Regions from separate parts of the Homo sapiens genome. Here region 1 is linked to region 2. A link is an interaction called in ENCODE POLR2A ChIA-PET data of the cell type or tissue named here. Cell type or tissue: PC-3. All regions are shown on one strand. Each heading gives the region's core, and the rest is flanking DNA. Links, peaks and the distances in the headings are about the cores only. Region 1 has its middle 59 kb from the start of MIR483. Region 2 overlaps TSPAN32 (tetraspanin 32).

Region 1 (5,367 bases), core at 190-5,189, 240 kb before region 2:
TCTGGAGGCTCTGGACACTCGAGCATCAGTTGTCTTCACTCCTCGCAGTGGGCAGGGAGCCCTTTCTCCATGCAGCTCTGCATGACACCCCTGTGCTGCGTCATCCACTTCCCTACACATGATGCAAGAGCAGCTCACAGGGCCCTGGGAACAGGGCTCCTGGGACAAACCACAGCCCCCGCTCACTGGAGCTCCTCTGGGGCTGTGAGCAGCACTTACCATCTCCCTCTTCCTCCACCCAGTCTGCACTCCCCTCACCTCTCACCTGCATGGTCTGGCCCCAGCACAGGCCCTTCTTGGGCCAGGGCCACTTTACTTGTCCATTCATGGTCCACCTAGCCAAGGAGTACAAGGGGCACATGAACGGGTCCCCTGCAGTCTGCCCGTGTCTCTCCCAGGCCACACTGGGCTGCCGCAGCCCTGCCTCCTCCTGCCGGCCAGGGTCAGTTGACCCCAACGAGGTGCCATCTCCTCTTCTTGCTGGTCCTTGGACATAGGAATCCAAAGGGCCCAGGTGGCAGACAGACCTTGAAGTTCAAGGACACCCTCTCTGCACCCTTGCCAGGGTTCTCCTTCAGGCACAGGGGCCTCCAATGCCGCAGAGCCAGGCATTAAGGACACAGGAAACAGGAGGTCCCCATGGAGCACTGGGAATGATGGGAAGCGGGGCCACCCCGACAACCACCCCCGTTCTCAGCATCATATGCACGTCTCCTGTTGGGGACACAGGGCTGCATGAAGCTCCCTGGTGCATGCTGAGACTTGTCTCTGAGCTGGTGCTCCTGCTGCACCCCAGATGGGCATTCCAGCTTCCCAAGCCCTGGTACTGGGCTGTGGTCGGGCCTCCTCCGAGACAGGCCCCACTCATAGCTGCAGCTTCCCTGTTGCCCAGAGTATGGCCCAGGGCAATATTCCCTGGAGTGGGGCCACTGACTCCCCACATTCTCAAGAATCGGGGCCACTGACTCCCCACATTCCCAAGAGTGGGGGCCGCTGACTCTCCACATCCCCAAGAGTGGGGTCCACTTTCTCTCCACATCCCCAAGAATGGGGGCCACTGTCTCCACATCCCCAAGAGTGGGGGCCACTGACTCTCCACATTCCCAGGAGTGGGGGCCGCTGTCTCTCCACGTTCCATGGAGTGGGGTGCACTGTTTATTCCATTCCTGGGAGTAGGCGACACTGTCTCCCCACATTTCCAGGAGTAGGGGGCACTTTCTTTGAAAAGCAAAGAGGCCTAGCCAGCTTTGTGCCTCCTTTGTCACAGGGGAGACACGTGCAGCCATGTGTCTTTTATTTCGACGTGCAAACATGCCCCTGAACCTGGGCCTCTGAGAACTTTCCTGCAGGTCTGGCCCCTGGATCTTTGCAGGGCTTACCACACGTCCTCCTGAGCACATCCTAAGGAAGACCCCAGTGCGTCCGCTACCCCCACTCATCCTGCTGGCTCCCTGTTAAGTCATTCATGTTCAATTAATGATCCATTGACTCAATGGGCTGTACTGCAGATGTCAGGATGTCTAGATCTCTTCTATCTTTTTTTTTGAAATTGTGATAAAATATACAAATCACAAAGTTTACCATCTTAACCATTTTAAGTGTATAGTTCAGTGGCATTAAATACATTTATATTGGTGCCATCGCCACCATCCGTCTCCAGAACTTTCTCATCTTCCCAAGCATGGGGAGGGGCACGTTTGGATGTGTAAATCAAAGACACACGCTGCATGTGTCTCCCCTGTGACAAAGGAGAAGGCACAAAGCCAGCGAGGCCTCTTTGCTTCTGAAAGACAGCGCCCCCTACTGAAACTGTCTCCATTACACAACAGTTCCCGCGTCCCCCCACCCAGCCCTTGGCCACCATCATTCAGTCATAGCTATGAGGGTCAAATTCTACTCTAAGGACCTCATAAAACTGGAATTAGACAACATCTGTCCTTTTGCAACCGGCTTATCTCACTGAGCATCAAGTCCTCAAGGTTCACCCACGTCGTCGCCTGTGTCAGAATTTCCTTCCTGAACATGGCTGAATAATATTCCACAGCATGGATGGACCACATTTTGTATATTCATTTGTCTCTCAATAGATACTTGAGTTACCTTCACCTTTTGGCTGTTGTGAATAATGCTGCTGTGAACATGTGTAGACAAGCATCTCTTTGTGTCTCAGCTTTCGTCTCTTTTGGGCATAGAATCAGAAGCGGGATTGCTGGGTCGTATGGGAATTCTATCTTTAATGTTGTGAGGAGCCACCATAGTGTTCTCCAGCGCAGCTGCATCATTCTACACTCTCACCAGCAGTGCCCGGGGGTTCCAACATTGCCACGTCCTTGCCTTATTATTTTCGGGGTTTCTTAGCGGCCATCCTAGTGGGTGAGAGGCAGTATCTCGTTCTATTTCCCTGATGATTACTGATGTTCGGCGTCTTTTCATGTGCTTATTGGCCATTTGTATATCTTTTTTGGAGAAAAGCTTCTTCAAGTCCTCTGTCAGATTTTTGGACTGGGTTATTTTGTAGTTGTCATTGTTGAGTGGTTCTTTGTATGTGCTAGGTATTAGCTCTAGCATATATATGGTTTGCAAATATTTTCTCCCATTTCATAGGTTACCTTTTCATTTCTTCAACCTTTTAACAGATCATGGAAGAGGTCCCAGGAGCACAGAGCCACACCATCCATTCCATGGGAGTGGGAACTAGAGCTGACAGCTTTCATCAGCCAAGCCTGCAACACACCCACAAATCATAGTCACACACTGCACACCTGAGGCTTTGGCAAAAACACCGCATCCAGCACATCGGTTGTGACCAGAGACAGGGCCACATTGAGCCTGCAGGAGTCATGTCCATTTTCCAGAATCTATCCCATCTATTCACCTTCCACAAGGACCAGACCAGTGAATGAACACACAGACACACACACACACACGCACACGCACAAGAGAGAGAGATGAAAGCAATTGGCTCCCATGATCTGTCCCGTCTGCAAGCTGAGACCCGGGAGAGCCGGTGGAGTAAATCGCAGTCCGAGGGCAGGAGATGAGATAAGACATCCCAGCTCAAGCAGTGACGCAAGAAAAAGAGGGCAGATTCTTCTTCCCCTGCCTTTCTGTTCTATTCAGGTTCACACTGGATGGGAGGAGGCCCCCACGCTGGGGAGGGCATCTGCCTTCCTGAGTCCACCAATCCCAATACTCATCTCACCCAGAATCAACCTCGCAGACATGCCTGGATCAAGGTTTAATCTGGGCACCCTGTGGCCCAGTTAAGTGAACACATAGAAATAATTCGTCACACCAGAGATCTTGATGGTGCATACAAACATCCACTGTCCTCGCCGAGATGCGATTGTGTTTCTGATTTATTATCTTGACCGAGGATGCTTTCAGTGACCTACACTTGACCTCCTCACTTCACTTATGGTAGCTTTCACCTCACAGGCCAAGGACGTATTTATGGGGATTACTGTAACTGCCAAATATCTCAATCCCAATGGAATATTCAGAGACTGTAAAAATGACCACTGGATGGGGTCATGAACCCTGCCTGAGGGCCCATTCTAAGTTTGGCAGGGACACCATTCACTTCTTGACCCATGAGGCTCCTCTCTAACAGAAGACGATGATAACGTTTCAGGTCTTGTTTGTTTGTTTTGCGAGACAAGGTCTTGCTATGTTGCCCAGGCTGGAGTGCGGTGGCATGATCATGGCTCACTGCAGCCTCAAACCCCTGGGCTCAAATGATCCTCCTGCCTCACCTGGGACCCCAGGTGTGCACCACCATGCCTGGCTAATTTCTCTTAATTTTTCTTTGTTTGTCTCTCTACAAAAGGGTGTCTCTCTACAAAAAAAGAAAAATTAAGAGAAATTAGCCAGGCGTGGTGATGCACAGGCTGGTCTTCATCTCCTGGGTGCAAGCGATTCCTCCTTGGCCTCCCAAAGTGCTGTGATAACAGGCATGAACCAGTGTGCCCAGCCACCCTCCAGGTCTTTAGATGCCAGCGTCAACTCAGAGCCTGTGTCCATCGGTCCTACAATGTGAGGGGTCTCTGTGCCAGAGTGCTCAGCCCTGTGAGTAAATGCCACGTTCCTTTGCGAGAACATTCCAGCAAATGCTGGCAGTGGTGTTGCTGGGCCTTCCCTCTGCAGACCTTGGCTGCGTCTTCAAGCAACAGGCTCTGGGTCAGAAAATAAACTCAGATACGGACATGGGGCAAGACAGCACGGCTTCTTATCGGAGCGATCACTTTCAGCCTCTTCCCCATTCATTCATAGTCTCTGTTCATTAAATAAACAGCTTTATTGAGGTATTATTGACATACAATAAACTGCACATATCTAAAATGTACAGTTTGATACATTTTAAAACGCGAAACTTGTGTCCACTCATGTCCTCAGAAACGGTCACCATGATGGGGACAGTGGGCACGTCCCCTCCCTGACGGTGTCCTCCTGCCCCTTTGTAACCCTTCCTGTCACTCTTCCCTTTCCCCAGCCCCCATGAGCCACTGCTGACCTGCTTTCTACCGCATTTCTGAGTTTCACTGTATATATGGAAATATACAGTGAGTCTTCTTTTTCCTCTGGCTTCCTTCATTCAGAAAATTCTCTTGAGCTTCACCCTTGTTTGTTGTTCTGTATGAGTAACTCACCCCTTCCTGTTGCTAACTATACCCTCCTGCCTGGCTAGACCAGAGCTTGTTTTTATCTGTTCATCTGTTGATGAACACCTGAGTCATATCCAGGTTTTGGCTATTACAAAAAAAAAAAAAAAGATTCTGTGAATATTCATGCACAAGTCTTTGCATCAACATATTTTTTTTCCTCTTGAGTAAATATGTAGGAGTGGAATGGCTGGGCCCTGTGCTGGGTGAATATTCAACTTTCTAAGAAACTGCCAGATTGGTTTCCAAATGGTTGTACCATACCCTGTACCCACAGTGAGAATTCCAGTTCCACCACATCCTCAGCAACGCTGGTTATAATCAGTCATTTCAAGTTTAGCCGTTCTGTTTACCCGATGACAAATCAGGCTGAGAATCTTTCCATGTACTCATTTGCTAGCTGTTTATCTTATTTGATGGAGTGTCTGTTCAAATCTTTTACCATGTTTAATTGAATTGTTTGTTTTCTTATTGTTGAGTTTTGTTAACTCTATATCCTTCATCAGATTAATGATTTGCAAAGATTTTCTCCCTGTCTGTGGCTTGTTTTTTCATTCTCTTAACAGCCTCTTTTGTGAAGCAGTTTTTAATTTGGCTGAAGGCCATGTTATCCATTAGTTCTTTTATGAATTATAGTTTTGGTATAACTAAGAAATCTTTGCCTAACCCAAGGTCACAAAAATGTTCTTTGATGTTTTCTCCTAGA
Region 2 (5,314 bases), core at 312-5,311:
CCCAGTCTCATTTTCTTAAAGCCCCTCAGCCCACCCCCTCCTGAGCTGATGCCCCTCGGGTTTGAGGGAGGGAATGAGGAGGAAGAAGAAGGAAAGCCACTGGCTTGGCCTTAGGGGTTGACTAGAAGGAGCAGAGTGTTCCAGAAAATGAGACCTGAGGGCCAGCGCTCCTGATGGCCTGGTGGGGCAGACGGTACCAGTGGGGAAGGGACCTGGAGACCCGCGGACTGGGGTGTCGCAGCCTCCACCCCCTCCACGGAACAGCACCCATCCTTCCGTCCTGGATGCTGACCTGCCTGGAGGAGGGTCCGGCCTAGCTGACCGTGGGCAGGGGCCAAGGGCGTCCCCGTGGAAAGGCCAGCAGCTTGGAGAGGAAGGAGGCCTCCCTGGCCCAGCAGAGAATGAGAGCTCGGTAGCAGAGCCAGCCCCACCTTCCCCTTGAGAGCCAGACCTGGTGAGAGCCCCCAGGGCAGCCGGGCGGCACCAGGGACAGCCACGGGCAGGGTCATGGAGTGGGGCAGGAGAGCCTGGCAGGTCACAAGAGGTGATTTCTTGGAGCCCTAGCTGGAGTCCTAGTGGCCTCGTGTATTCAAGTGCCTGGTTGCCCAGGGCCCTCAAACACAGGCTTGGCCATGAGAGATACCGAGGCTGGTAGCAGGCAGGTCCTCTGGCTGAGCTCTGCAGGGGGCCTGCTGTGCAGTTTCTTGAGCTGTGCTGGCAGCCTGAGTGTGGTGGTCCCCACCGTGGTTTGCAAATGGGGGGACTCAGGCCCTCTGGGGGTGGGGGGAGCTCAAGGTTACCCTGGCAGTGCCGGGGCTGGATGGGGGCTCCAGGCTTACGACAAAGGCTCTTGGCCCCAAAGTGCCCACCCACCCCTGGCATCATTTGGGAGGAACCGCCTGAACCAGGTGGGAGAAACACCATTTTATCAGGCCCAGAAGGATCCCAGAGGGGCTGAGCCCCCAGAAGAGGGCTGTGGCTTTGAGGACTGGCACAGGAGTCTTACCAGGGTGGTGAGCTGGGCCAGGTCCGTGTTTCGGCCTCACGTTTCCTGTCCACTGAGGGGTGGTCTGGCTCATTTGAGGTCTGGGTCACAGTGTGGGTGGCCGAGGTCAAGACAGCTGCCAGGGTTCCCCGGGCTCGTCTGGGGCAGCTGCGGCCCATGCCCCATGCTTCTGTGTGTTTATGGCTCTGATCGTGGAGCCACAATTCTGGAGGGGAGGGGGCCATACAGGGGCCACAGGACAGAACGCAGCTGGGGCCTGCTCTCCAGGAAGGGAAGGGGGTGCAAGAAGATAGATGCCCCAGCCGGGCTCACCTATGGCCTGTCCCAGCCCCAGGCAGCATCCCCCACACACATGGTCCTTGTCTGGCCCGTGCGCCCAGCTGCCCTTCAGGGGTCAGTTCTCAGGGCCTTGCCTGACCCCAGGCAGGGGACTGGGGCTTCCTCCTGGGCCTCTGGTCCCCATCTGCCCCTCCCAGTGGGTCTTGACTTCTGGCATCATCTGTGTCAGGCCTGGTGGCCATGGAGGTGGCCTGGGTGAAGGAGCTCTGAATATGAAGTCAGTGTCCTTGGGCCGCCCTTGGGCAAGCCACTTTAACTTCCTGGGCCTCAGTTTCCTTTTCTGTGAAGGGAGCACCAAGATCCAGGGGCTGCATGGGTGGGAATGGCCAGGTGTGTGCAAAGACTCTTCCTCCTCACCTGCGTGCCTCCTGCCGTGCCCCGTTGCCCAGGCTGGTCCTCCAGGACGTGGGACTTGCTCGAAGCTGTCCTGGGTGTGGATGGAGTGGCTTTGGTGCCAGGGCCCGGGCCCTGAGCAGGAGGGGCGGCTGCACATCCCGTCTCCTGCCCTCCACCCTCAGGGCCCACCAGAGCCGAATGGGCTTCAACCTTGGGCTCCCTGTCCAACAAAGTCCTGCTGGCAGCCTAGACAGTGGCAAAGGCCAAAGGCCCCAAGCTGTTGGCACCGGAAACGTCGAGGTGAGAGCCGGGGGCCCAGAGCCCAGCCCGGCCCATTCACCCATTCCCCCTGTCCCTCCCCACAGGGCCACTGAGGTGTCCTGAACACAGGGTCAGGGTGACTCATGTGGTGCCCCTGCGGATGGGAAGGCAGAGGACAGAGGAGGGAAGGGACCAGCCACATGCCCTTGGTGGTGCCCTGTGGCCACAGACCCGGGCCCAGAGCTGAAAGTGGGGTGCCCCTCCACCTCCCCAACTCTTGCCCCAGGGAGTCCTGGCTGCCACTTCCCTGGGATGCTCATGCGGGCAGGAGGCGTGGACCGGGCTTCAGGGATGAATGTGGAGCTTGAGGGCTATTAATTACGTTCTCCTCGAGGGCTGAGAGCCACTTTGCCTTAACCCTCCCCCTGTGCCCTGACGAGTCTGCTTCGGGAATAATTCATGCTCAAATTAAGTACAGCAGTGTGGGGTGCAGCCTCGTCCTCACAGTCTGCCCCACCCTGGAGCCACTACCCTCCCTGGATCCTCCAGCCGCCGAGTGGGCTCAGGCCAGAGCCAGCTCTGTACCTGTGGGGCTGGTCCACAGGCCTCCTGCAGCTCCTGGTCCCCACCTGCCGTTCAGGACCTGTCTGTACCTTCCTGAGCACTTTCAGCAGACACAGGATGGGGTCGCCAAGCCCAGGCAGACACCAGGGAAGATCTGGTCATGGGGAAAAGCCCCCGGGCACCGGAAGACGGAGCTTAGTGCGTTGATACCTGTCAGGCAGCACCTTCCCCCAGGTGTCCTGAGAAACACAGGCCCCAGGCTCCTTCAGAGCCCCCAGAGCCTGGAATGGAGACAGACGGTGAAGCATCACCTAGGAGCCCAGGCCCCGTGGAGAGCAGCCGGCCCGGCCTCCAGGGCCCTCCAGGGCCAGACAACCGGCTTTGGGGTAGGAGGCCTACCTCGCTGAGCTCTGCTTCCCCAGTCGTGGGGAGAGCTGCTTGGCAGAGCCAGGCAGGGCAGGAAGAGCCAGGCAGGGCAGGCAGGGCAGGCAGGGCAGGCAGAGCCAGGCAGGGCAGGCAGAGCAGGCCCCTCAGCCACTAGCAGGAGTTGTCACTCTCGCCCATGCTGTGGTAATAATGACACCTTGCTCACAGCCTCAGAGGCACCTTTGTCCTCCTTGGGCCATGGCAGGCGCCTGACAATGGGAACAGTCATTGGAGTTGGGAGGGAAGCAGGAGGGGAGGTCCGAGCCAACCCCCGGGCCCACTCCGCTGGGCCTCCAGTCCTCACCAGGACCTCCACCCACGAGGACACAATGGCCAGGCCAGACTCCACCCCCATTTCACACTCACAGACGCTGAGGCTGAACAAGGCCCCCGCCCTGGCCGACAGTGGTGTGGCCAGCTTGGTGCCTGCCCGCCCCTGGGCACTGCGGGGAGGACAAGGCTGGCTGAGTCGGGGATGACTCACGGAGAGTGGTCTGACTTTTATTAGCATCAATGGGAGGGATGCATTAGGGTCAGGAGCCAAGTTTGGCCTGGAAAGTCCATCTGACTCCTGTTGGGGCCTCCAGGCTTGGGCAGGGCTGACCGAGAGCCTCCACTGCCCACTGCCCGCCCAGTTGGCCGCTGTCAGGGCCTGCCACGGGGGCTGGGCCCCAGTGCAATGAGGACCGCCGTAAGCCACCCTTCCTTTCTGGAGGGCAGGTGTGAGTGGCTAGAGCGGGCCTGGGGCTTCCATCCTCCCCCAGCCCTTTGGGGCAGCTGCTGAGCACCCCCTTCATGTGTCTTGACTGTCAGCATGGCATTTGGGGGAGAACTGAGGGCCTCTGAGGCAGGAAGGAGACATCAGAGGGCAGGGACCTCAAAGAGGGCCTCGCCCTGTGCCAGGAGACCAGCGACTCCTGGAGCAGTCACAGAAGCCTTCCTGTAGGAGGCGAGATTCCAGTTTGTCTTTGAAGGAGTAACTTGGCAGGGGAGAGCATCTTGCTTAGGAGGGTGGAGACATGAGGTCCAGGTGTTGGTGAGGTGTGGAGCGCAGGCAGCACATCCAGCCAGGCCCCGTCACCTTCCACCTTCTTCACCCCCTGCCCCACAGTGGCCTCGTCCACCCAGATCTGGCCTCAGGTGCCCAAGGCTTCTCTGGTCAAAAGCCTTACCCGGAGCCCAGCTGCCCGGGCTTCCAGAAGGCAGCCGGGTGATTCTTGGGAAAGATCTAGAATCCCCAAGCTTTCTGGGAGCTGAGGTCCTGGCACAGGGTCTCTCAAGCCTTTTCCACCAGGCCCAGCCCCATCCCCCATTTCCGGGTCAACAGTAGCGTGCTGGAAACTTCTGTGGGCCAACCTTGTAAGACCACAGCGGAGGCGGACGCAGAGCTTGGCCTCTGCTTTATCCTGCGGGACCCTCTGGGGGCAGGAGGGCCACTCTGACGGCCATTGTGTGAAGGCCCCATCGTTGATGTTGGGAAGCACTGTGACTGGCTGCCCAGGGACCCAGGTTCCGCTTTGGGGAGATCCACCTGCTACAAGGAGGGCAGTGCTGGGACGTCACTCAGCACTAAGGGCCCACTAGCGTTTGGGATGTCGTGGGGAGGGGGCTGTGTCCCCGGATCTCCCACCAGGGCCAGGACCTCCCTGTGGTCTCTCGGTGCAGGTGGAGGACGCCATGCTGGACACCTACGACCTGGTATATGAGCAGGCGATGAAAGGTACGTCCCACGTCCGGCGGCAGGAGCTGGCGGCCATCCAGGACGTGGTGAGCGTGGGGACGGCTGGGTGGCAGGGCGGTCAGCTTCTGCTTGGACTGCAGTTCAGAGAACAGGCGCAGGGTGGCCAGTGAGAGGTCTGGCCAGGCACCGAGGGGGTTCCAGGACACAGGCCAGAGTTGCCCCTCAGGGCTGGGGGCAAAAAGCTCCCACCCTCTGTCTGCCCAGGACAAGGCCGCCTACCAGATTCTCGAGGCCCAGTGCAAAACGAGAGGGCAGGGCCCTGTATTCAGAAACACTGAAGGATTTCAAGAGCATTAAAGCAAATACGGGGCCGAACATAGTGGCTCACACCTGTAATCCCAGCACTTTGGGAGGAGGTTGAGGCAGGTGAATTGCTTGAGCCCAGGAGTTCGAGACCAGCCTGAGCAACATAGGGAGACCTTGTCTCTACTTTAAAAAAAAAAAAAAAAGAAAAGAAAAAATAAAAGCACATACAGCGCACAGGCCCTGTGAACAGGGCGGGGAAGCTGCCTGGCTCCAGCAGGTGTTCTGTCACCAGCAGGCAGGCAGCGCAGCTTGAGAGAGCTCCCCTTACCAGGGCCCGGCTGTGCAATGGCTGGAGCCCCAGCAGAAGCAGCTGCAATACCAGTAGCCCCAGCCCT

Evidence for each region. ChIA-PET counts read pairs that join two places held together with the same protein. Peaks named below come from ENCODE experiments on the same cell type or tissue, not always from the same donor. Only the 100,000 strongest peaks of a DNase experiment are listed, where the experiment ranks them.
Region 1: POLR2A ChIA-PET joins it to region 2 with 8 read pairs; 3 of 35 experiments call an interaction of 5 or more read pairs at or near these places.

The regions. Positions count from the first base shown.
Region 1 is chr11:2,072,660-2,078,026 of GRCh38, forward strand. No RefSeq gene overlaps it. Among named protein-coding and RNA genes, the nearest start is that of MIR483, 59 kb to the right of the region's middle. In PC-3, for the core only: a CTCF peak has its summit at 1,802 (motif pointing left); DNase peaks (open chromatin) are centred at 4,662 and 4,962; H3K4me3 peaks cover 795 bases; H3K27ac peaks cover 1,750 bases.
Region 2 is chr11:2,309,057-2,314,370 of GRCh38, forward strand. It overlaps TSPAN32 (tetraspanin 32), which reads left to right. Exons shown (of 10, transcript NM_139022.3): 5 at 4,598-4,699. LOC124902612 (a long non-coding RNA gene) reads right to left here. Exons shown (of 2, transcript XR_007062552.1): 2 at 3,409-4,747. Among named protein-coding and RNA genes, the nearest start is that of TSPAN32, 9.7 kb to the left of the region's middle. RefSeq lists an enhancer at 3,502-4,107. In PC-3, for the core only: no CTCF peak of the experiment used is centred there; a DNase peak (open chromatin) is centred at 3,375; H3K27ac peaks cover 1,043 bases.